Regions from separate parts of the Homo sapiens genome. Here region 1 is linked to region 2. The links are chromatin loops, found by intact Hi-C in ENCODE. Cell type or tissue: mammary epithelial cell. All regions are shown on one strand. Links, peaks and the distances in the headings refer to the core of each region. The heading gives the core; the rest is flanking DNA. Region 1 overlaps TYW1 (tRNA-yW synthesizing protein 1 homolog). Region 2 has its middle 29 kb from the start of SPDYE21.

Region 1 (8,000 bases), core at 1-8,000, 130 kb before region 2:
TGCATTTCACCATGTTGGCCAGGCTTGTCTTGGACTCCTGACCTCAGGGGATCTGCTCACCTCGGCCTCCCAGAGTGCTGGGGTTATAGGCATGAGCCACTGTGCCCAGCTAAGACCTTACCATTCTTGTTTCATACATTCAGTATTCATGATTTAACCACAGATTTTCTCTTCAGTCTTTCCTATGTCTCTTCTTCCAGCTGAAGGACTTTTTAAAAAACAAACAAGCTGGATGTGGTGGCTAACACCTGTAATCCCAGCACTTTGGGAGTTCAAGGTAGGAGGATCACTTGAGTCCAGGGGTTCAAGACCAGCCTGGGCAACATAATGAGACCCTGTCTCTACAAAAAGTAAAAAAAATTAACTGGGTATGGTGATGCACCAGTGCACTCCAGCCTGAGTGACAGAGTGAAACCCTGTCTCAAAAAACAAAAACAAAAAAATTAAAAACAAAATATAAACACAATACCATTATCACTCCTAATACAATTAACAATGCATTTTAATGCATTTCCTGAAAATTCAAATGTATCTCATTTTCTCTGATAGTTTCCAAAAGAATGTGTTTTTATAACTTTTTTTCTCAGAGTAATATCTAAACAAGATTCTCACATTGTACTTTGTTTATACTTCTTGTAATGTGATTGCTCCAATCCTGTTTCCCTTTCTTGTGTGCTACTTATTTGTGGAAGAAGGTGGGTCATTTGTCATTAGAATTTGCAACATCCCGAATTTGGCTGATTGAATCCTTTTGGTATCTTTTAATATAGTCTGTGTTTCTTTGTAATTCCTGTAAAATGGTAGTTACAACTAAAGGCTCGATTGACGATATATTCAGTTTTTGTCAAGAATACTTAATAATTGTTGCTGTACTGTTTCCTAGTGCATCAATCAAGTGGCACACAACATCTGGTTGTTAAGATTGATTAGTAGATTTTCTACATAGATAATCATGCTATCTCTAAACAAAGACCGTTTTATTTCTTTCTTCCAAATCTGTTTTCTTTGTATTCCCCTGTCTTGTCTTAACAACATTGATTAGGACTTCCAGTACCATGTTGAAAAGCAGTGGTGAGAGAAGACATCCTTGCTTTGTTCCTGATATTAATGGGAAAGCTTCCAGGTTCTTGCCATTAAGTATGATGTTAGCTGTAGGTTTTTTGTAGATATCCTTATTAAGTTGAGAAAATTTTCCTAGTTTGCTGAGAGTTTTTATTATGAATGGGTGGTGAATGGTGTCATATGCTTTTTGGCATCTATTGATATGATCACGTGATTTTCCTTCTTTATCTTGTTGATGTGATGGATTACATTAACTGATTTTCAAATGTTGAATCAGCCTTACCTACAGATGGGTTGCAGGCAAACAACCCATTTTGTTTGCTTACATACAAGTGGCAAATGGTTTTCCTGGGAGTATTTTAGTGGAGAACTGTGAGAAGCTCTATTGCACAGTGCTGGTCTTTTGTTTGATAACCAAGATGTCTGTAGTTAGACTGTTTGGGACATTTGTCACATTAGGACCCCCTTCCCCTATGCTCTTGGGATATTCTGAATTTACCATTATGCTGCTTATCAGATTAACATTTCTGCATGTGCTTTTTTCCCCCATTACAAAAGTTTTACTCATTTACTGTAGAAATTTGGGGCAATACAGGAAAACATAAACCCAAACGGGATAAATAAAAACATTTTATGAAATTTTTAAAAGCAGGCAGAGATAAAGAGAGATTACTTTCAAAAGAGCAACAATAGGCCAGTACTTGATTGCACAACAGAAATGAGAGCACAAACCATGGAGCCTCAAAGGGCTGAAATTTGCCAAGAGCTGCCAATCTAGAAGTCTGTTCCCAATGAAAATATTTTTCAAGAGTGAAGGAGAAAAAAAAAGTTTTGAAGAAGACAAAATGCCTACTTAGTAAAGGAAATAGGTTAAAAATCAATAAGCTAAATGCATATATTGAGAAGTTAATTGGTACCCACAATGTTTTTTTTTTTAAAAAAAAGAACAGAGCAGTAAATTAAACATAGAGTAAGTACTTGGAAGGAAATAAAAAGAGCAGAAATTAAGGAAATAAAAAACATCCATAAAATAGGATTATAAAAAAGCGGAAGTTGGTTATTCAAAAAATCTTACAAAACTGATGATTACCTGGCAAGTTTGATCAATAAAATGAGAGATGGTACAAATAAGTAATGTTAGAAATGAAAATGAAACATCACTATAGATCCTATAGACATTAAAAAGATAGGAGGATATTTTGAATTACTTTATGCCAATTAATTTGGGAATTTAGATGAAATACACAAATTCCTAGAAAATGAAGCTTAAGAAAATTAATACTAGATGAAATGATCTACATGGACTTATAATTGTTAAATAAATTGCTTTTTTAAATTTAAAACCTCGTCCAAAGGAAACTCCAGGCCCAGATGATTTCATCGTTGAATTATACCAATTCTTGATGATACCAGTCATCAGGAGAACTAACACCAACCCTACACAACTATTCCAGAGAGGAATAGTAGCACTTTCCATCTCATTTTATTAGTTCAGAATTTTTTTTTTTTTTTTTTGAGATGGAGTTTTGCTCTTATTGCCCAGGCTGGAGTGCGATGGCGTGATCTCAGCTCACCGCAACCTCCACCTCCTGGGCTCAAGTGATTCTCGTGCCTCAGCCCCACGAGTAGCTGGGACTACAGGCATGTGCCATCATGCCCAGCTAATTTTGTATTTTTAGTAGAGATGGGGTTTCTCCATGTTGGTGAGGCTGGTCTCGAACTCCCAACCTCAGGTGATCCACCTGCCTCAGCCTCCCAAAGTGCTGGGATTACAGGCATAAGCCACTGCGTCCAGCCAGTTCAGAATATTTATACCAAATTCTAAGAAGAATAAGACAAAAGCGATTTTTACTCATAAGCATAGAAGCAAATATTTTAAAGAAAAGATCAATAAACTAAATACAGCAGTCTATAAAACCATGAAAAATTGGCTTTATTCTAAGAATGCGAGTTTTGTTTAATGTGTAAAAATCAACCTATTTATGATGTCATAATAAAAAGAAAGCTGGTAGGATAAGGTTAATAGATGCATAAAAAGAATTTGACAGAAATCAATATTTATTTATGATTAAAATCTTGTAGCCAATTAGGATTAGAAGGAAACTTCCTAATCTGATATATTTACCCATAAAAGTCATACTTCTTGAGTAAATGTTTAAAATCTTACTGTGCAGAATAAGACAAGCATACCCACTATATTTATCACCACTTCCATTTAACATGGAATCAAAGTTCTGGCTAGTGCTAAAAGACAAGAAAAAGGGGAAAAAGTTATGATTGGAAAGGAAGATGTCATTTTTAGTAAATAAATGTGTACATAAACAATCCTTTCCAAAATTTGTAATTATTCGCTTTAATAAATGTATTTTACAAGACTGCTATATAGATACACAGTCAGCTTACAAAAATCAGTTATATTTCTGTATACCAGCTATTAAAATATCAGTTAAATATTAGTTAAAAGAGGAAAAATAGAAAAGATACTACCATAACAAAGCATCAAAAGTATATTACCTAGGAATAAATCTATGGAAAGATGTTTTTGACCTTTATATTGAAAACTATAAAATATTATTGAGAGAAATTTTAAAGGATCTAAATAAAGGTAATTATTTTGGCAGATTCAGGGTTGTAAAAGTATCATTTCTCCATACACTGATTATATTTATTTATGGTAGCCACTAGCTACATGTGACCATTGAGTACTTGAAACGTGGCTACCCTGAATTGAGCCGTGCTGTGCATTGGAATTTAAAGACTACACTTGATCTTAGCCAAAAGGCCAAGAAGCGATGGAATTCAAAGACTTAGTCTGGTAAAAAGAATGTCAGGTATCCCAATATTTAAATATTGATTTCTTCTTGAGTTGATAATTTTGAGGATATGTTAAGTTAAAATACATTAAAAAAAATTTCACCTGTGAACTTATATTTCTGTTGAGCAACACTGGCTTATAGATTCAATGCTATATCAGGCAGAATCATAAAGGGTTGTATATGTTTGTGGAAATTAATAAGCTGATTCTAAAATGTACATGGATATGCAAAGGGCCAAGAATGGCCACCATACTCTTTCAGAAGGACGACATAAGAGAACTTGCTCCACTGTAGGATTTTTCAACATTGGCACCATCGACATTTTAGACTGGATAGTTCTTTTTAGGAAAAGGGTTGGGGAGACTGTCCCGTGCATTGTAGGATATTCAGCAGCAGCCCTGGCCTTTACCCACTAGATGTCAGTAGCAGCCCCCATTTGTGAAAACCAAAAAATTTTCTCAAGATGTTGCTAATTGTCCCCTGCGGTGCAGAATCGCTCCTGGTTGAGAACCGTCTCTATTGGATATCAAGTCTTAGTGTAGAGCAACAGTAATTAAAAGTGTGATATTGAGACAATGAGAAACAATTAGATCAGTGGAACAGAATAGAAAAAACCAGAAGCAGATCCTCACATGCATAGACAATGATTCTATCATATTTATTACAGTGGACTATCCATATGTTAAATAAGTTTAACTTCTCAACACCACACGCAAAAGTCAGTTTTGGTGGATTTTTGACACAAATGTGAGTGGCAATATGATAAAACTTTAGAAAAAAATGTAAGAGCTTATCTTCATGCTCTTGATAGCATGGAATGATCCGTTAAAGAGACACAAGAAACACTAATATGAAAGAAACGCTAATAAGGAAAGAAAGTGGAAATGTGTGAAAGTTAGGAGTTCTTATTGATCAGAAGACATTGTGAAAAAAAGGAAGCCATAAAGTGGATGAAATTATTTCTAATACGTTTATAACAGAGCTTTTCTTTCCAGCAAATGCAAATAATTTATTGAAAATCAGTTGGAAAAAAGACAAATATTCCAACAGAGAAATATTCAAGACATTTGAACCAGTACTTCACAAAAACAGAGATACAGATAGCCAGAAAACATATGAACTCAGCTTGCTTACATCCACAGGCAGATGCAAAGCCAAAACAATGCAAAAGTGGTGAAAACTAGCAACACTAAGTGTTGTTGAAGATAACAACCAACCAAAACTCTGATACAACGCGGGTGAAAGTGTGGCAAAATGACTTTGGCAATCAGATTGCCAATATCTGCTAAGGTCGAATGTATACATATCCCCCATGACCCAGCATGTCCATATTTAGGTAGATCCTAGAAAATGTGTGTTCTTGTGCATCAAGAGACAAGTACAGCTGGGCACGTTGGCTCATGCCTGTAATCCTAGCACTTTGGGAGGCCAAGGCAAGAGGATTGCTTGAGCCCAAGAGTTCGAGACCAGCCTGGGCAACAAAGTGAGAGCCTGTCTCTACAGAAAAAAAAAAAGAAAAAAAAAAAAAGCTAGGAGTGGCAGCATGTGCCTGTAGTCCCAGCTACTCAGGAGGCTGAGACAGGAGGATCCCTTGAGACTGGGAGGTTGAGGCTGGAGTGGGCCATGCTTATGCCACTGCACTCCAGCCTGAGTGGTGGAGCCAGACCCTATCTCAAGCCAGAAAAAAAAACAGGAGGTGGGGAGAGGGAGAGAGAGATGAGTACAGTAGCACTCATGGCAGCAGTATTTTCTAAGAAACCCAAAGTAGAGGGTTAAAATCGTTCACTAGTAGTGTGTTCATACAATGTGGCCATAAAGATGTATTTATGGTGACACATAAGTACCATGCACTCTACTGGGCCACTGGAGCTCCAGTTACATCAACAGCATGAATGAATCTTGCAAACATCGAATTCAGTGAAAGAAGCCAGACACAAAAGAATGTATGTCACAGTAGCATTTTATAAAATTTCCTTAAACAGGCAAAACTAAACTCTGGTGTTCAAAGAGATAACCACATTGTTTTATAATAGCTAAAACCTGGACATAATCCAAATGTTTAGGGAATGGTTGAATAACTTGTTGTATATTCATGCAACCCAATACTGGATAATGAAAATGAACAAACCTAAACATGGAGCAACATAGGTGAATTTTATAAACACAGTGTTGAGTGATAGACACCAAACACAAAATAATGTATGATTCCACTGACATAAATTCCAAACACAGGCAAAAACTAGACTATTATGTTAAAGTCAGGATATTAGATATTAGTCAGGTGAAGGGAGTGGATATTCACTGGGAGGAGCAGAAGGGTGTCTGGGTGATGGGCATTTTGTGATAATCCCTGGAGTTATACATTCATGTTTTGTGTACATTTCTCTTTGTGTTTCATTTCACAGTTTTAGAAGATTTAGCAAAGTGAGAGAGAGCCTATTCTGGTTCCTACTGTTGCATGACAGGTGAGCCCCAAAACCGGGGCTTAGCTTGGGAGGATTTTTGGCTTTGTCCAGTAAAGAATTCAAGGGCAAGCCGGTGGTGTTAGACGGGAATCTTTTATTGAAGGGTACAGCTCCTTGCAGAGCAGGGCTAACTCATAGGCAGCGCACCCAGAATGGGCATTGTATGGGCTCCTGGCAACTGTATTTATGCACATATTTACATGCAAATTAAGGGGCAGGCCAATGCAAATAAAGGGATGTGTTATTTAGAACTTTCTAGGAAAGGGGCAGTAACTTCTGGGTTGTTGCATGGCATTTGTAAACTGTCATGGCCCTGGTGGGAGTGTCTTATGCTAATGAATAAGAAGGCTATCTTGGGATCACCTTAGTGGCCATCTGCTGGTTCCTGCTGGTTTCTTCACTTCATCCTGTCTGGACCTGTTTTGGTCAGCAGGGTTGTGACCAGAAAACAAGTCCTGCCAGTCTCCCACCTCACTACTGCTTGGGTTCACACCCCAGCTTTGCTGCTCTCCAGCTGTGTAACTTCAGGCAATTTACTTAACAGCTGTCAGCCTCACCTTCGTATCTGTAAAGTGAAGATAATAATCCAATCTATTTTGTGAGATTTGTTGTAAAGATTAGACAGATATTGGAATCTTTGCCAAGCTACAAAGCACTTTATAACAACAGCTGGCACATAGTAAGGGCTGAGTAATTGCAAACTCCTGCTATTATTTTTATGGTTACTGTTGCCAGTTTATTTGTTCAGATGAATTGTAAACTCTCATTGGAATTACATTATATTTATAAATCCATCATGGCTCTCCATGTAGATGGGTTTTTGTTTAGGTCTCTTAGAAAAGTTTATTTTACTCACTGTCCTGCATGCTATTTCATAATTTAATCATTAGGAATATATATATATATATATATTTTTTTTTTTTGGCGGGGGACAGGGTCTTGCTGTGTCACCCAGGCTGGAGTGCGTTGGTGTGATCATGGCTCACGGCAGCCTCCACCTCCCAAGCTCAAGCAATCCTCCTGCTTCAGCCATGCCCAGCTGTTGTATTTTTTGTAGTGATGGGGTCTCTTTATGTTGCCCAGGCTGGTCTCGAATTCCTGGCCTCAAGTAATCCTCCCATCTTGGTCTTCCAATGTGCTGAGATTACAGGCGTGAGCCAGTGCACCCAGCTGAAACACTAGGCATTTCATAATTATAAGTAGAATATGCTTTCTCTTGAATTTTGAAATTGCTGATTGCTGGCATATAATAGCTAATATTTGGTATGATACGCTGCTGCCAAGCTTGGTTCCAGATTCCACATGCTAAATGCTACATTCAGGTAGAAACTAAGAACAGAGAGGTAATGATACCTAGTACATGGGTTGGGATTCATTCTGGCCCCCGTGTCCACATTTAACTCACTACCGTATCCTTGGAAAGCTGTTGGTTTATATATATATATATATATTTATATATATATATATATAATTTTTTTTTTGGTAACTGGCCTAATCTCATTTTTAGTTGATTCTTTCAGGTTTCCAAGAAGCCAGTCATATTATTTACAATTAATTATTTTTCGTATATTCTCCAGTAATTCTTATCCTGGCCTTGTTGCTTTGATTATAACTTGTAGAAAAGTGTTTTTTAAGAAAGAGCAGAAATTCTTCTGTT
Region 2 (16,500 bases), core at 468-8,467:
AAGGCTGAGGCAGAATTGCTTGAACCCGGGAGGCGGAGGTTGCGGTGAGCCGAGATCATGCCATTGCACTATAGCCTGGGCAACAAGAGTGAAACTCCATCTCAAAAAAAAAAAAAAAAAAAGACAACTGGTTCTGGAATCAGACTTCCTGGATCCTATTTTATTAGCTTTATAATCTCAAAAAAAGGAAATTTCCTGTTCCTTAATTTCCTCATCTGTAAAATGAAGATAATAAGTTCTATCTCATAAAGTTACTCAGCTGATTAATAATTTTTTAGGTTTATTTTATTTTGTTATTTTCTTTTTTTTTCTTGTTTTTTTTTTGAGATGGAGTTTTGCTCTTGTCACCCAGGCTGGAATGGAGTGGCATGATCTGATCTTGGCTCACTGCAACCTCCACCTCCGAGGTTCAAGCAATTCTCCTCCCTCAGCCTCCCGAGGAGCTGAGATTACAGCCATGCACCATCACATCTGGCTAATTTTTGTATTTTTAGTAGAGACAGGGTTTTACCATGTTGGTTAGGCTGGTCTTGAACTCCTGACCTCAAATGATCAGCCCTGCTCTGCCTCCCAAAGTGCTGGGATTATAGATGTGAGCCACTACTCCACGCCTATTTTATTTTATTTTATTGAGACGGAGTCTTGCTCTGTCCCAGGCTGGTGTGCAGTGGCACGATCTCGGCTCACTGCAACCTCTGCCTCCCGGGTTCAAGCCATTCTCATGCCTCAGCCTCCCAAGTAGCTGGGATTACAGGCTTCTGCCACCAGGTCCGGCTAATTTTTATATTTTTAGTAGAGACAGAGTTTCACCATTTTGGACAGGCTGGTCTCAAACTGCTGACCTCAGGTATCCACCCGCCTTGGTCTCCCAAAGTGCTGGGATTACAGGTGTGAGCCACCACACCCAGCCTACTTTATTTTTTTAATAGAGACGAGGTCTCACCAATTGGCCAGGTTGGTCTTGAACTCTGGCCTCAAGCAATCCCCCCACCTCAGCCTCTCAAAGGGCTAGGATTACAGGCGTCAGACACCACGCCCAGCTATTCTGCAAATTAAATGAGATATTTCTGTGCAATTCTTAGCATAACACCTGCCTGGCACACCATAAGAACACAAGAAAAGCTGTCGTTATTATTATTACTACCTAGCTAAGTACTAGGCACATAATAGGTGCTAACTTTAACTTAAAAATAATAGTTTATTACTACATCAACACTTGATAGTCTTATTTCAATAACAAATGTTTCTTGACTACAACAACACACACTGATCATTTCTTGTGGCTTAAAACTCTCCCAAACTTACCAATATTGGTGGCACCAGCATCCAGACTGTTTTCTACTAACTCCTTCACCGCAGTGCTTAGACTCAGTACCACCGGCCCAGAGCAAATCTGATGGACTGACTTCCGATCGATAGGTTTGATGGCCTTAGCAGGTTCTGTACTAAAGAAATGTTACAAGAAACAAAGCAAGTATTCAGCTATATATTTTCATCCTGATTTTAACTGTGGGAAATGACTCAACACTGTAAATAGTTTATGGGTCTAATCTATTCATTTATTATATTAACAAATACATTTATTATATCCAGAAATAGAAACACTGTTTTACAATCCTTAAACATGTACCCAAGATACTTCTGGATAGATACTTCAAATTCAACAGATCCTTACTATCTAATTATACTAGGATCCACATGGAGAAAACATACATTCTATCTCTCAAATTACCAAAATCTTTGGCAACAATGGTGTCTTTCTTGAAAACTGAAAGCATGGCCTGGTGGGGTGGCTCATGCCTGTAATCCCAGCACTTTGGGAGGCAGAGGCAGGCGGATCACTTGAGGTCAGGAGTTGGAGACCATCCCGGCCAACATGGTGAAACCCTGTCTCTACTAAAAATACAAAAAATTAGGCAGGCATCACGGTGGGCGCCTATAAACCCAGCTACTCGGGAGGCTGAGGCAGGAGAATCACTTAAACCCAGAAGGCAGAGGTTGCAGTGAGCTGAGATTGCAGCATTGCACTCCAGCCTGGGTAAGGAGCAAAAATAAAAAAAAAAAGTGAAAGCAACATAATTTCCCACATAATTAGAAAAACCAACAGTATGCTGGAAAATACACAATGTTTAAGTTAAAATCATCTCAGAAATTGGGTACCAGTTACATAACTATTCCTTATACACAGTTGCCTTTGATACCCTACTCCAAACTGAAGCTGCCAGCTGCTGTCTTAGCAAAGACCCTCAAAGTTCTTGCTGTACTAACTTTAAGAGTTTTATAACAGTTTTATCTGCCCTTATTCCCTGCTCCAAGCCATCCTCCACTCTATCACCAGAGATATTTTTGAAATCACAGATCTGGTCAAATAATTTTTCTTCTTAAAAATTTACTAGTGCCCCACTTCCTACTACATGAAATTTAAGATCTAGTCATCACTGGGCCCAAAACTACCTTCTTTTCAGAATCTCTCTAATCCTTTCCCTTCATCAAGTCCCCTACATCATCACCATTATTATTATTTATTATTATTATTATTTGAGAGTGCTCACCCTGTCGCCCAGGCTAGAGTGCAATGGTATGATCTTAGCTCACTGCAGCCTCCGCCTCCCAGGTTCAAGCGATTCTCCTGTCTGAGCCTCCCAAGTAGCTGGGATTACAGGCACCCACCATCACACCCGGCTAATTTTTGTGTTTTTAGTAGAGATGGGGTTTCACCATGTTGGGCAGGCTTGTCTTGAACTCCTGACCTCAGGTGATCTGCCCTCCTTGGCCTCCCAAAGCGCTAGGATTACAGGTGTGAGCCACTGCAACCGGCCGTCCCCTATATTGTAGCGCAGTGAACAATTGTTTCCTGAACATCACAAGCTCTTTTAAACACTACAGTGTATAAGCAGGTCTCTCTCTAAACCACTCTCCTCTTCCTCCTCTGCCCAACCAATGTCTGCTCATCCAAAGAATGTATCCCGTGTGTTCATTAACTTAGCAATTTCCAGTAAACCGTTTAATTGATAACTTGTTAAGAGAAGGCAGGAAACCTCCATGAAAGAGAAATCATTGGGTATTTCCTACAGCATTTACCACATTGTAGGCCTTCAATAAACCCTTGTGAAATAAACAAACCTCTTTACTCTTCATTCCACCTTGCTAAGAATCTCACCTAAGTCTGTCTACCATGTGAAACTGCAGATGACCTCACAGAAAATTGAAAGAAGTATCTCTAAAAATAAATTTATTAGGCAACACACTATAGGCTACAGTCCACTTCTGATTTTTTTTTTTTTTTTTGAGGCGGAGTCTTGCTGTGTCACCCAGGCCGGACTGCAGTGGCTCGATCTCAGCTCACTGCAACCTCCGCCTCCTGGGTTCCAGCGATTCTCCTGCCTCAGCCTCCCAAGTAGCTGGGATTACAGGCGCCCGCCAACCATGCCCAGTTAATTTTTGTATTTTTAGTAGAAACTGGATTTCACCATGTTGGCCAGGCTAGGCATGAGCTCCTGACCTCATGATCCACCCGCCTTGGCCTCCCAGAGTGCTGGGATTATAGGTGTGAGCCACCGCGCCCGGCCCACTTCAGATATTTATTTTCAGGAGGGAGCGCATTTAGATACAGACCGAAAATGTATTTAAATGTGAATACATTTAAATGTAGTTACTTAAATCTATCTAATATATTTAAATGCAGAGAGCGAATTTGTGTTTACATATCTGACATGGAATGCAACTGTGCTAGCCAAGATTCGGTGTAGCTTACCAGCCAGAAATCACATATCCTAACAGGTAGAAATGCATTGCATTTTGTAAAACTGCGCAGCTATGCAAATTAGGATGTGTCTGGACGCTCTACCTTCCCCAAAATAACCTCAATTTTTTAAAAAGGCCAGGCAGCGTGCATCAGGCCTGTAATTCCAGCACCTTGGGGGGCCAAGGCGGGCGGATTGCTTGAGCTCAGGAGTTCGAGATCAGCCTCAGCAACATAGCGAAATCCCCGTCTCTACAAAAATAAAAAATTAAAAATTAAATAATATAAAAATAAAAATAAAAGGGGAGAGAGAACAGGTAGAAAGGAAATGCATTCAGTCTATGGGGATTTCACGCTAGGGCTTCAAGTTCACGGCCCTGTGATGGGATGTGGGCAGGGCCTGTCTGGGACAGGCCGAACCCAGCTCCTTACAGGGCCGAATCCTTTGCCCGCAGCCAAAGACCCCGAAGGAGCCTGCCTCGGCCTTAAGGCGCAACCAAGGAGCACTGGATGGCTGGGGCGCTGAGGACGCCGCTCCGGGGCCTCCACGCCTCGCCACGCCCCTCGGCCATGTTCCCCCCATTTCCAGGGAGGTTGGAACGCCGTGGTTCTCAAGGAGGACGCGCGAGAAGGGAGACCGCGAGCCCAGCTCACCTCTAGCTCTCAGCTCGCTCCATGGACTCAATACCCGATCCGCCTCGGGGCCTGGGAAAGTTCCCTCCACGACTCCCACAGGCGCCCCGCCTCCTGGGCTCCCATTGGCTGCTTTTGACGTTGTGCTCCACCCTTTCTGGGCGGGGCGGAAAAAATACTTCCCGTCTCTCCTTTTCGCCTATTAGCTCCGTCAAAGGTCGAGTCCGTGACGTCAAAGAGCATGGGCCAATCAGAGCACACCGGACTGCTTTTTTTTTTTTTCCCGAACGACCGCAGCAGGGTCACAAGGGAGATGTCCGCCCCCAGTCGTAGCCTCGGACGGTTTCTGAGCGTTGGTGTTTGGCACGCGCCACCCTCTCTTGCTTTGGTTCCGCCATGCCGATGTACCAGGTAAAACCTTATCACGGGCGCGGCGCGCCTCTCCGTGTGGAGCTTCCCACCTGCATGTACCGGCTCTCTAACGTGCAAGGCAGGAGCGGCGGCCCAGCGCCCGGCGTTGGCCACCTACAGGTAGGAGCGCGGGCCCCTCCTTCCCCCCCACCCCGCGCCAAGTGCGCACGCGCGGCGGCCGGCTGCTGGCCCGAGTCCCCCCGGGCCGGAACGAGTGTGTCCCACCCGGTTTGCGGTCCCACCCGGTTCGCGGTCCCACCCCGGCATTTGTGCCGGCCGGCCAGGGACTCACCCAAACCTTTATGTTTTAAAAGATTTATTCAGGCCGGGCGCCGTGGCTCACGCCTGTAATCCCAGCACTTTGGGAGGCCCAAGCAGGCAGGTCACCTGAGGTCAGGAGTTCGAGACCAACCTGACCAACACGTTGAAGCCTCGTCTCTACTAAAAATACAAAAATCAGCCGGGCGTGTGGCGGGCGCCTGTAATCCCAGCCACTCGGGAGGCTGAGGCAGGAGAATCGTTTGAACCCTGGAGGCGGAGTTTGCAGTGAGCTGAGATCGAGCCATTGCACTCGAGCCTGGGCGACAGAGCTAGACTCCGACTCAAAAAAAAAAAAAAAAAATAGAGACAAGGGTCTCACTATGTTGCTCACGCTGGTCTCAGACTCTCAGGGCTCAAGCAATCCTCTCGCCTCGGTCTCCCAAAGCGCTGAGATACCAGGCGTGAACCACCGCGCCCGACTAGGAAAAAAAAAATATATATATATATATATATATATATATATATATATGTACACGTGTATGTATATATACATATATATACACACGTATATGTATAGATATATACGTATGTGTATATATTTCTTTTATACGTATATATATAACATTTTTGTTTTTTTGAGACATTTTGAGAATAATTTTTTTTTTATATGGCTGCTTAAACATGTTAGTTCAGAGATTCTGCCCTGTGAAAAGTGAATAGCACATAAATGCTCATTTTGAGGAATTACAAAGCGAACTCCAGGGTCACCACCTCCCAGGTTGACACACATTGTCACCGCTCCATTCTTTCCACTTAAACCTTCCCCCCAACCCCCTCAAGGTCCTGATTTTTATGGTAATTATGTTCTATTTGTGTCTATTATTTTGTCACCTAAGTATCCCTAAACAATATAGTCTGGGTTTTTATTTGTTTTTTTTTTTGTTGTTTTTTTCAGACGGAGTTTCACTGTGTCACCCAGGCTGGAGTGCAGTGGTGTGAGCTCGGCTCACTGCAACCTCTGCCTCCCGGGTTCAAGCAGTTCTCCCATCTCAGCCTCCTGAGTAGCTTGGATTACAGGTGCACGCCACCACACCCAACTAATTTTTGTATTTTTAGCAGAGACGGGGTTTCACCATTTTGGCCAGGATGGTCTTGATCTCTTGACCTCATGATCCACCCGCCTCAGCCTTCCAAAGTGCTGGGATTACAGGTGCGAGCCACCATGCCTGGCCTTTTATTTCTTTTTTTGAGCCCATTCTCTCCCTGTTTTATTTTTAAAATTTTATTAAACATAGTCATTTTATAATCTATGATAGATGATTATCTAAAGTGTTTGTGAAATAATTTTGTCAGTGCCTTGTTTCTTTATATGTTTTACTAGGTTTATTGTGAGCCACTCATTTTCCCTGGAGTTCTTTGGGGCCTAGGTCAAAGGTGGGTTTTTTTTTTTTTGAGACCGAGTCTCGCTCTGTCACCCAGGCTGGAGTGCAGTGGTGTGATCTCTGCTCACTGCAAGCTCCGCCTCCCGGGTTCAGGCCATTCTCCTGCCTCAGCCTCCCGAATAGCTGGGACTACAGGCACCTGCAACCATGCTGGCTAAATTTTTGTATTTTTAGTAGAGATGGGGTTTCACCATGTTAGCCAGGATGGTCTCGATCTCCTGACCTCATGATCCGCCTGCCTCGGCCTCCCAAAGTGCTGGGATTACAGGTGTGAGCCACCGCGCCTGGCCCCAAAGGTGGGTTTTCAAGAGAGGAACGTGCTGTTGCTTTGACAGTTGCCTGGGGACACTCCAGAATCACTTTTCTTTTCTTTTTTTTTTTTTTTTGAGACAGGTTCTCATTCTTTCTAGGCTGGAGTGCAGTGGTGCTATCACGGCTCCCTGCTGATTTGACCTCCCTCAGTGGCAAGGTGGTGACCCTCCCACCTCAGCTTCTCGCATAGCTGGGACTATAGGCATGTGCCACCATGCCTGACTAATTATTCTGTTTTTGGTAGACCAGCCTGGGCAACATGAGTTTCACTTTACTTGGGTTACTGCTCCCAGCCTGAATCACTTTTAATTATCTGAATGATTATTCTGGGCTGGGTGTGGTGGCTCATGCCTATAATCCAAGCACTTTGGGAGGCTAAGGTGGGCCTCACTTGAGGTCAGGAGTTCGAGACCAGCCTGGCCAATATGGTGAAACCCTGTGTCTACTAAAAATACAAAAATTAGCCATTAGCCAGGCGTGGTGGCACATACCTGTAATCCCAGCTACTCGGGAGGCTGAAGCAGGAGAATGCTTGAACCTGGGAGGTGGAGGTTGTAGTGAGCTGAGATCTCGCCATTGCGCTCTAGCTTGGGCTACAGAGTGAGACTGTCTCAAAAAAAAAAAAAAACAAAAGGAAAAGATAAAAAAGATTATTCTGATCATGTATGTGGTATGAATCTTGACTGCAAATCCAGATCTGAGCGCTCACTATGGTTATGAATTCTCAAGGAGGAGTTATTTTTTTTCCCCTCCACTGCACCCTCAGGTCATAACAAGCTAGTTTTCTTGCTGTCGCCATCTGCCCTATAGGTTTAGTGTTCAATCTCACTTCCTTGAGGATGTGACTCTTTGCAGGACCCAGCTTTATTTAGGTGCCTCCTCTTGGACTACTCGTCTTGGAAGAAGCTTAGACTCTACCTCCTGTGCTCTGCACTCCATGCAGCCATCTGGATACAAAGTCAGGGTCCCCAGGGATTAATGAAACCTTTAGGGCAAAAGTCAGTTTGCTTACCTCCCAGGGTTGCTACTACACCTCATTTTTGGACTATATGAAATTTTACCTTTCATTCTAGTTCACCAGTACATTGTGAAAGATGTTTTAAATGTTTTACAGAAGTTTAGATGGTTCAACTGGGAAGATCATATAGGATTTCTGTTCTGTTATATTGCCAGAAGTAGAAGTCATCTGTATTTTTTTTTTACTAGTCTTTGGTAGATGAGTGGCTGGATAGCTACAAGCAAGACCAGGATGCAGGATTTCTGGAGCTTGTTAACTTTTTCATCTGATCTTGTGGATGTAAAGGTGAGGAAACTGCTCCCCCTTTCTAATTCCCAGCCTTTTGTTCCTATGTTATGAATTCTTTCTCCATTTAGATAAGTAGGATTAGATATTTCCTAAATAAAGGAAGATAGTAAAGCATTAGAAAAATTTTACTTATTTAGGCTGGGCACTGTGACTCACACCTGTAATCCCAGCACTTTGGGAAGCTGAGGCGGGTGGATCACTTGAGGTCAGGAGTTGAAGACCAGCCTGGGCAACATGGTGAAACCCCTACTAAAATACAAAAAATTATCTGGGTATGTGGCTCATGCCTGTAGAATTGCTTGAACCCAGGAGGTGGAGGTTATAGTGAGCCTGGATAGCGCCACTGCACTCCAACCTGGGCGACAGAGCCAGACTGTCTTCAAAAAAAAAAAAAAGAGAGAGAAAAGTTTCACTTCTTTAACTAAATTTTTTGTTGATAAATACGGGAAGTGATCCAGTAGGGAACCATGTTGGTTTAGAGACAAGAAACTTTGGGGAAAAAGAAGTAATCATGCTTATGTTATGGCACAAATTTGAGGACACCTTTTAGTCTTTCTAGATGCAATAATCTGTTATTTTCTTACTCTTTATTTCCCAGCTACTTTGCCCATATTTCTCCTCTGTAGCTGTGGTACCCCCAGAACTCTTACTGCCATGGCTTGATTTATTGGGACAGATGGTCTCAGTCAGGTTGTATTATATAAGAAATCAGCGTCTGGCTTAGTTTTATTACTCTCTTTTGTTTTGTTTTGTTTTGTTTTTGTTTTTGTTTTTGAGACAGAATCTCACTCGATTGTCCAGGCTGGAGTGCAGTGGCACGATCTGGGCTCACTGCAACCTCTACATCCTGGGTTTAAGTGATTCTCATGCCTCAGCCTCTCAAGTGGCTGGGATTACAAGCATGTGCCACCATATGTGGCTAATTTTTTTTTTTTTCTTTGAGACGGAGTCTGGCTCTGTCGCCCAGGCTGGAGTCCAGTGGCACAATCTCGGCTCACCGCAACCTCCGCATCCCAGGTTCAAGTGATTCTTCTGCCACAGCCTCCTGAGTAGCTGGGACTACAGGTGTGCACCACCATGCCTAGCTAATTTTTGTATTTTTAGTAGAGACAGGGTTTCACCATATTGGCCAGGCTGGTCTTGAACTCCTGACCTCGTGATCCGCCCATCTCACCCTCCCAAAGTGCTGGGATTACAGGCTTGAGCCACTGCGCCCGGCCTACGTGGCTAATTTTTGTATTTTTAGTAGAGATGGGGTTTCGCCAGGCTGGTCTTGTACTCCTGACCTCAGGTGATTCACCTGCCTCGGCCTCCCAAAGTGTTGGGATTACAGGCGTTAGCCATCGCGCCTGGCCTGTTTTGTTGTTGTTGTTGTTTTGTTGTTGTTTATTTTGGGGCACAGTTTTTCACTGCTTGATTCCTTTTTTTTTTTTAAACAAATCCTGCCTCAGGTTTATTTGTACAAATAGTGCAGGAGGACACCAGTCCTTCTGTCCTCACGTTGGCAGACAGAGATCTCTACTCTGAAGCCTTTGTACAGGCCTGGGCACCTTTGGGAGCCTGAGCTGGAACTGAAGCTGGAGCTGCAGCCTGGGCCTTCATTTGATCCTTGGCCTTTGGCTGGTACAGTCTGAGCCCCTTGGCATTGTGGGCACAAGCATGCTTCTCAAGCTTGGGGTGGGCAGTGTAGGCAAGTGGGCTTAACGTCCTTGGGCTTTACGAGGGGCTCGATAGCCTCGGCATGTACACCCATGACCCTGGCATTGTTGCCCTGCATCTTCTTTTTTTTTTTGTTTTGCTTTTTTTGTTTTGAGACAGAGTCTCACTTGTTGCCCAGGCTGGAGTGCAGTAGTGCGATCTCAGCTCACTGCAACCTCTGCCTCCCGGGTTGAAGCAATTCTCCTGCCTCAGCCTCCCGAGTAGCTGGGATTACAGGCACCCGCCACTACGCCCAGCTCATTTTTTCCATTTTTAGTAGAGAACTGGGTTTCATCATGTTGGCCAGGCTGGTCTAGAATTCCTGACCTTGTGATTCTCCTGCCTCGGCCTCCCAAAGTGCTGGGATTACAGGCTTGACCGACTGCGCCCGGCCAGCCTGCATCTTCTTTAGGCCCTTCTTGTTGTGCTTCTTGGCAAAGCACATATTCCTCAGGAACTTGGGGTCCATCCCCTTAAGAGAGTTGTATCTTTGTGATTGGGGTTTCTTGATGCCATTTCTGTGTAATTTTCAGCCTGGTTGTGTGAGGTGTGGTTTTTGGATTTGGCCGTGTCTACACCATAACCTATGGCTCCCTTCCTTTGGGTTTTTAGAGAGATTGCCTTATAGCAGATACACAGTTGGATGTTGGCAGACCGTTGACCAGGGGGTCTTTTGATTCCCCACCTAAGCTCTTTGCACAGTGTTTCCTTGCTCATATTCAGGTATATCTGTAAATGATCACAGCATCCTGTTATTTTCCTCGTAAGCACCTCATATCCTTCATTCTTTAGGCACTGTGAGCCCTGAGATGTTCAAGAAGATGTCCAACTCAGAGATCATCCAGCACCTAACAGAGCGTTTAATGAGGTGGAAGAAGATGACCAGGATCCTCTTACCCCTCTTATTTCAAAACACAATGCCTATTATCCCCTTCTTTTTGATTCTGTGAAATAGGGTAGCTTTTAGAAGGTGGAGTTCAGTCTCTTGGGGGTAAAAGAGATCTGAATATGCCTCTCAAACTGGGGAGACAGCTAGGAAATGAAGCATAACAGATATTTTTACTAGACTGTTGGGTTTTGACATCCAAGCCCCTATGACTTCATATACCTGGTCATAACTTTCCCATCCTTTTCATACATCCTTTTGTAGGACTCGGGGGACTATCCTCTGACAGCTCCAGGTCTATCCTGGAAGAAGTTCCAGGGCAGCTTCTGTGAGTTTGTGGGGACATTGGTCTGTCGGTGCCAGTACATCCTCCTCCATGATGACTTCCCTATGGACAACCTCATCTCCCTGCTCACTGGCTTCTCAGACTCACAAGTCTGCGCCTTCTGTCACACTAGCACCCTGGCTGGTGAGCATTCATTTTCATTCCGGACATTCTTCTGGGGATTTATAGGACTTTCCTCTGTTCTCTGATTCAGGGTCTTCTTTCCTACCTGTGTCTTGGCTCTTCACTTCAAGGCCATGCCTCTTTTATCCTAAACTTCAATCCAGTTTCTCACTGGTGGAGTTTTGAGAAGGGGTAGATCACAGCAACAATTTCCAGGCTTAGTATTTTTGTCAGAGCTCACCACTAGGGTATGCTGATGGTTAAAAGAAGACCACAAGGGTTAGAGGGAAACAGTCCACTCCAGGACAGGCAGTCAGGATTTTAGGGTCACCTACCTCTGGCTTCTCATTTTTATTGCCCTTCTTTCCTTCTATTTTTCCTTCTACTCATCCTCTCTCCTCTGACCTCAGTAATGATTTCTTTATCTCTTTTTCCTTACTCAAAGCTATGAAACTGATGACCTCCCTGGTAAGAGTTGCCCTCCAACTGAGTCTGCACGAAGATATCAATCAGCGTCAGTATGAGGCTGAAAGAAACAAGGGGCCAGGGCAGAGGGCACCTGAGCGGCTGGAGAGCCTGTTGGAGAAACACAAAGAGGTGAGGAGTGTTCCCTGCTTCTTCCTTCCCTTTTTCCCAACTTGCACCCACTTCTGCCACAGACCCCCTTATCAGGCCCTGGGCAGTCTTTCAAGATCATGAATAACGGAGTCTGGCAATAGTTTCATAGACCCATCCTGTAAGGGCTCATTGCAATGCTCACCTTTTTTCTGGGTTGTGGGCTCAACAAATAATGTGTAATTTAGAGTTCTCTCGAATTCCACTTTTGCTCAGTTTTTCTTTGTCAGCACTTATTGTCAGAAGAGTTTAAGTGCTGTACCTGCCTGTCATGCAAGGAATTAAGTTTTGACCTACTCGTCAAGTGTGCAGTGTGCAAGTGACCGCAGGAGTACTAAAAGCCAACCATTGACAAGGGAGGCCAAATTTTCAAGGAATGGAAAGAGCACAGGCCTTCCAGTGAACTCCTGGCTTTAAATTCTGTTCCATTTAGTCACTAGCTCCATAGCCTTATGTAACCTCTCTTCAGTTTTCTTTTCTTTAAAGAAAGGGATAATCTCACCTTTTTGTGAAGAATAAATGAGATGATGAGTAAATTGCCTCACTTGGCACATAGTAGTTTTGTTTCCTTTTAAACTTAAAGATGACCACTGGAGGGCATAAGCCATAGCAAAATCTTTGACACTGATGAAATCTTTAATCAGCTGGGTCTGTCATAAGAGTAACACTACTGTTTTTCTCCTTACTTTCTGTTAGTGTCTGAGACCCCTCCTATGAGGTTGGCAGGACTCACCATGTCTGACCATATCATTTGGCTATTTCTCTAGCCCTCACAAAAGGTCTCTTCCATTCTAAATCATTAGAGAAGGAAACTTTCTACTTCTCTCATTCTCTTTTGTTATTTTTAATTGTCAGTTTGATCTTAAAAGCTTATGTGTATTAATCTATCCTGGATTTTAAATTATGTACACTGTGAATCTTTCTTTTATTTTTCTTATTCTTTCTTTTTTTTTTGGCTTCTCTGGGCTCTTGCTTAGTCAATTATCATTGTAATTCCCCCATTTTATCCTTAATTTCTTCCTCCCCACTATTTTCTTCTCTCCACTTATAAATGTATATAGGCTCTTGAATCTTTATTTGACTCTGCTCCTCTGTGAATTACTCTTTTTTTCCATCCTTCCTTTTAGGGTAGTATTTCCTTACTTCCTTAATGTCCAACTAACTGAATCCTTTTTGCTACCTAGCTTATTTTCCCATTTTTCTTTGAAACTGTTCTTTCCAAACCAATGACTTCCTAATTCCTAAAGCCAGTAGCCTTTTCTCAGTCTCCCTTTCCCAAATATTTCACATATTTGCTTCACCTGTTTTTGCTATGTTACTGTAAAATATGGACATATAGGTACTTCAGCCGTAAAGACTTAAGTATGTCTTGTCGAAAATGATATGTTGTTCTTACATAATTGAAGAGGTGGGGTCTGTTGTCTTAAAGAATGTTCCCTTTCTCCTTATAATTCTGGTTCTTTGGTGTCTATTGTTCATGTGATCCAGGATTTTTCAACAATGGCACTACGGACATTGCGGGGCTGTCCTGCCGTGGTGGGATGTTTAGCAGCATCTCTGGCCTTTATCTACTAGATAGATACCAGTAGTACCCTGCTCCCCCACCAAGTTCAGGTAGCCAAAAAAATCTTTAGACACTGCTAAATCTCCCCTGGGGAACAGAATTAGCCTCAGTTGAGAACCACTGATCTAATTCCTTTCTTCTTATTTTTGCTGGTTCCACTACTATTAAACAAACTGCACTTACTAAAAATTTGTTTTCCAAATTGTTAGAAACATATACGGGCATCATACCTGGAAGATCTTGCAGGTTCAGTTCCAGATCACCACAATAAAGTGAATATTGAAGTACAGTGAGTCACACAGTCAAAAAATCAAAATTTTTATTTCTCAGTGCATATGAAAGTAATGTTTACACTGTAGTCTCTTAAGTGTGCAAGACTATTGTCTAAAAAACATGTATGTACCTTAATTTAAAAATATTTTATTGCTAAAAAATGCTAATGGCAATCTGAACCTTTAGCGAGTTACATCTTTTTGTTGGTAGAGGGTCTTGCTTCCATGTTGATGGCTGCTGACTAATCAGGGTAGTGGTTGCTGAAGGTTAGGGTGGCTGTAGCAATTTCTTAAAGTAAGACAACAGTGAAGTTTGCTGCATCTGTTGACTCTTCCTTTTACAAAAGATTTCTCTGTAACATGAAATGCTGTTTGATGACATTTTACCCACAATAGAAATTCTTTCAAAACAAGAGTCAATTCTCTCAAGCCCTGGTGCTGCTTTATCAGCTAAGTTTAGGTCATAGTCTGAATCATTTGTTGTCATTTCAACAATATTCACAACCTCTTCACCAGGAATAGATTCCATTTGAGGAAACCACTTTCCTTGCTCATCCGTAAGAAGCAATTCCTTATTTGTTCAAGGTCATGAAGTTGCAGCAATTCAGCCACATCTTCAGTTTCTACTTCTAGTTCTCTTGCTGTTTCCACTGCATCTGTAGTTACTTCCTCTACTGAAGTCTTAAACCTCTCAAAGTCATCCGTGAGGGTTAGAATCAACTTAAGTCTTGTTAATGTTGATATTTCGACCTCCTCCCATGAACCACAAATGTTCTTTATGGCATTTAAAATGGTGAATCCCAGCCAGGCACAGTGGCTCAAACCTGTAATCCCAGCACTTTGGGAGGCTGAGGTAGGTGGATCACGTGAGGTCAGGAGTTTGAGACCAGCCTGACCAACATGGCAAAAACCCATCTCTACTAAAAATACAAAAATTAGCCAGGTGTGGTGGTGCATGTTTGTAATCCCACCTACTTGGGAGGCTGAAGCAGGAGAATTGCTTGAACCCAGGAGGCAGAGGTTGCAGTGAGCCAAGATCACACCACTACACTCTAGCCTGCGCTACAGAGCAAGACTCCATCTCAAAAAGAAAAGAAGAGAAGAGAAAAGAAAAGAAAGGAAGAAATGAAATGAAATGGAATGATGAAATGAAATGAAATGAAATAAATAAATAAATGAAATGAAATGAAATGAAATAATGAAATGAGATGAAATGAAGAATCCTTCCCAGATGGGGGGTTGGCTTTTTCTGGTTTTTGTATTTTGTTTTGAAGACAGGGTCTCGCTCTCTTGCCTAGACCGGAATGCACTGGTGCAGTCATGGCTCACCGCAGCCTCAACCTCCTGTGCTTGAGTGATGTTCCTGCCTTATCCTCCCAAGTATCTGGGACTACAGATTGCATACCACACCTGGCTAGTTTTTGTTTTGTTTCTGTAGAGGCAGGGTCTCACTATGCTGCCCAGGCTAGTCTTGAACTCCTGGGCTTAATCAGTCCTCCCACCTCAGCCTCCCAAAAAGTTGGGATTGTAGGCATGAGCCACCATGCCTAACCCCAGGAGGTTTTAGATGGACTTTGCCCAAATCATCAGAGAAATCACTGTGGCAGCTATAGCCTTATGAAATATATTTCTGAAATAATAAGACTTGAAAGTTGAAATTACTCCTTGTTCCATGGGCTGCAAAATGGATGTTGTGTTAGTGGGCATGAAAAAAGCAACATGGATCTCCTTGTACATCCTCACCAGAGCTCGTGGGTGACCAGGTGCCTTATCACTGAGCAGTAATATTTTGAAAGGAATCTTGTTTTCTGAGCAGTAGGTCTCACCCATGTGCTTAAAATATTCAGGAAACCATGCTGTGAACAGATGTGATATCATTAAGCTTTGTTGTTTCATTTATAGAGCATAGGCAGAGTAGATTTAGCATAATTCTTAAGAGCCTTAGGATTTTTAAAATGGTAAATGAGTATTGGCTTCAACATAAAGTCACCAACTGCATTAGCCCCTAACAAGGAGTCAGGCTGTCCTTTGACGCTTTGAAGCCAGGCATTGACTTCTCCTCAATAGCTGTGAAAGTCCTAGGTGGCATTTTCCAATATAAGGCAGTTTAGTCCACACTGAAAATTCATTGTTTAGTGTAGCCACCTTCATCAATGATCTTAGCTAGATTTTCTTGATAACTTGTTGCTTCTCTATCAGTATTTGCTGCTTCACCTTGTACTTTTATGTTATGGAGAGGGCTTCTTTTCTTAAACCTCATGAACTAACTTCTAGCTTCAAACTTTTCTTCTGTGGCTTCCTTACTTTGCTCAGCCTTCATAGAATGGAAGACAGCTAGGATGTTGATCTGGATTGGGCTTTGGCCGAAGGGAATGTTGTGGCTGGTTTGATCTTCTGTTCCGACTACTAAAACTGTCTCTATATCAGCAATAAGACTGTTTAACTTTCTTACCCTTTGTGTGTTCACTGGAGTAGCGTTTTTAATTTCTTTCAAGAATTTTTCTTTTGCATTCACAACTTGGCTGTTTGGCACAAGAGGCCTAGCTATTGATTGGCCTGTCTTGGCTTTCAACTAAGCTTAATCATTTCTTTTTTTTTTTTTTTTTTTTTGTCTTTTTGAGATAGTGTCTCGCTTTGTTGCCCAGGCTAGAGTGCAATGGCGTGATCTCGGCTCACTGCAACCTCCGCCTCCCAGGTTCAAGCGATTCTCCTGCCTCAGCCTCCTGAGTAGCTGGGATTATAGGTGCCTGCCACCGTGCCCGGCTAATTTTCTGTTTTTAGTAAAGACAGGGTTTCGCCATGTTGGCCAGGCTGGTCTCAAACTGACCTCAAGTGATTTGCCACCTCGGCCACCTAAAGTGCTGAGAATATAGGTATGAGCCACCACGCCTGGCCTCTAAGCTTAATCAT

What was found. Hi-C counts contacts between places; a loop is a spot of excess contacts. Peaks named below come from ENCODE experiments on the same cell type or tissue, not always from the same donor. Only the 100,000 strongest peaks of a DNase experiment are listed, where the experiment ranks them.
Region 1: it touches region 2 in a loop (5-fold over the local background); 5 of 110 quality-filtered maps call a loop at or near these places.

What each region holds. Positions count from the first base shown.
Region 1 is chr7:67,172,612-67,180,611 of GRCh38, forward strand. The region is part of intron 13 of TYW1 (tRNA-yW synthesizing protein 1 homolog); the gene reads left to right. Among named protein-coding and RNA genes, the nearest start is that of MIR4650-1, 62 kb to the left of the region's middle. RefSeq lists an enhancer at 6,471-6,765 and a silencer at 6,471-6,765. In mammary epithelial cell, for the core only: a CTCF peak has its summit at 4,314 (motif pointing right); no DNase peak of the experiment used is centred there.
Region 2 is chr7:67,297,980-67,314,479 of GRCh38, forward strand. It overlaps the pseudogene PMS2P4 and the pseudogene STAG3L4. Among named protein-coding and RNA genes, the nearest start is that of SPDYE21, 29 kb to the left of the region's middle. RefSeq lists an enhancer at 4,642-4,691 and a silencer at 4,872-5,051. In mammary epithelial cell, for the core only: a CTCF peak has its summit at 4,869; a DNase peak (open chromatin) is centred at 4,552; H3K4me3 peaks cover 1,977 bases; H3K27ac peaks cover 2,274 bases.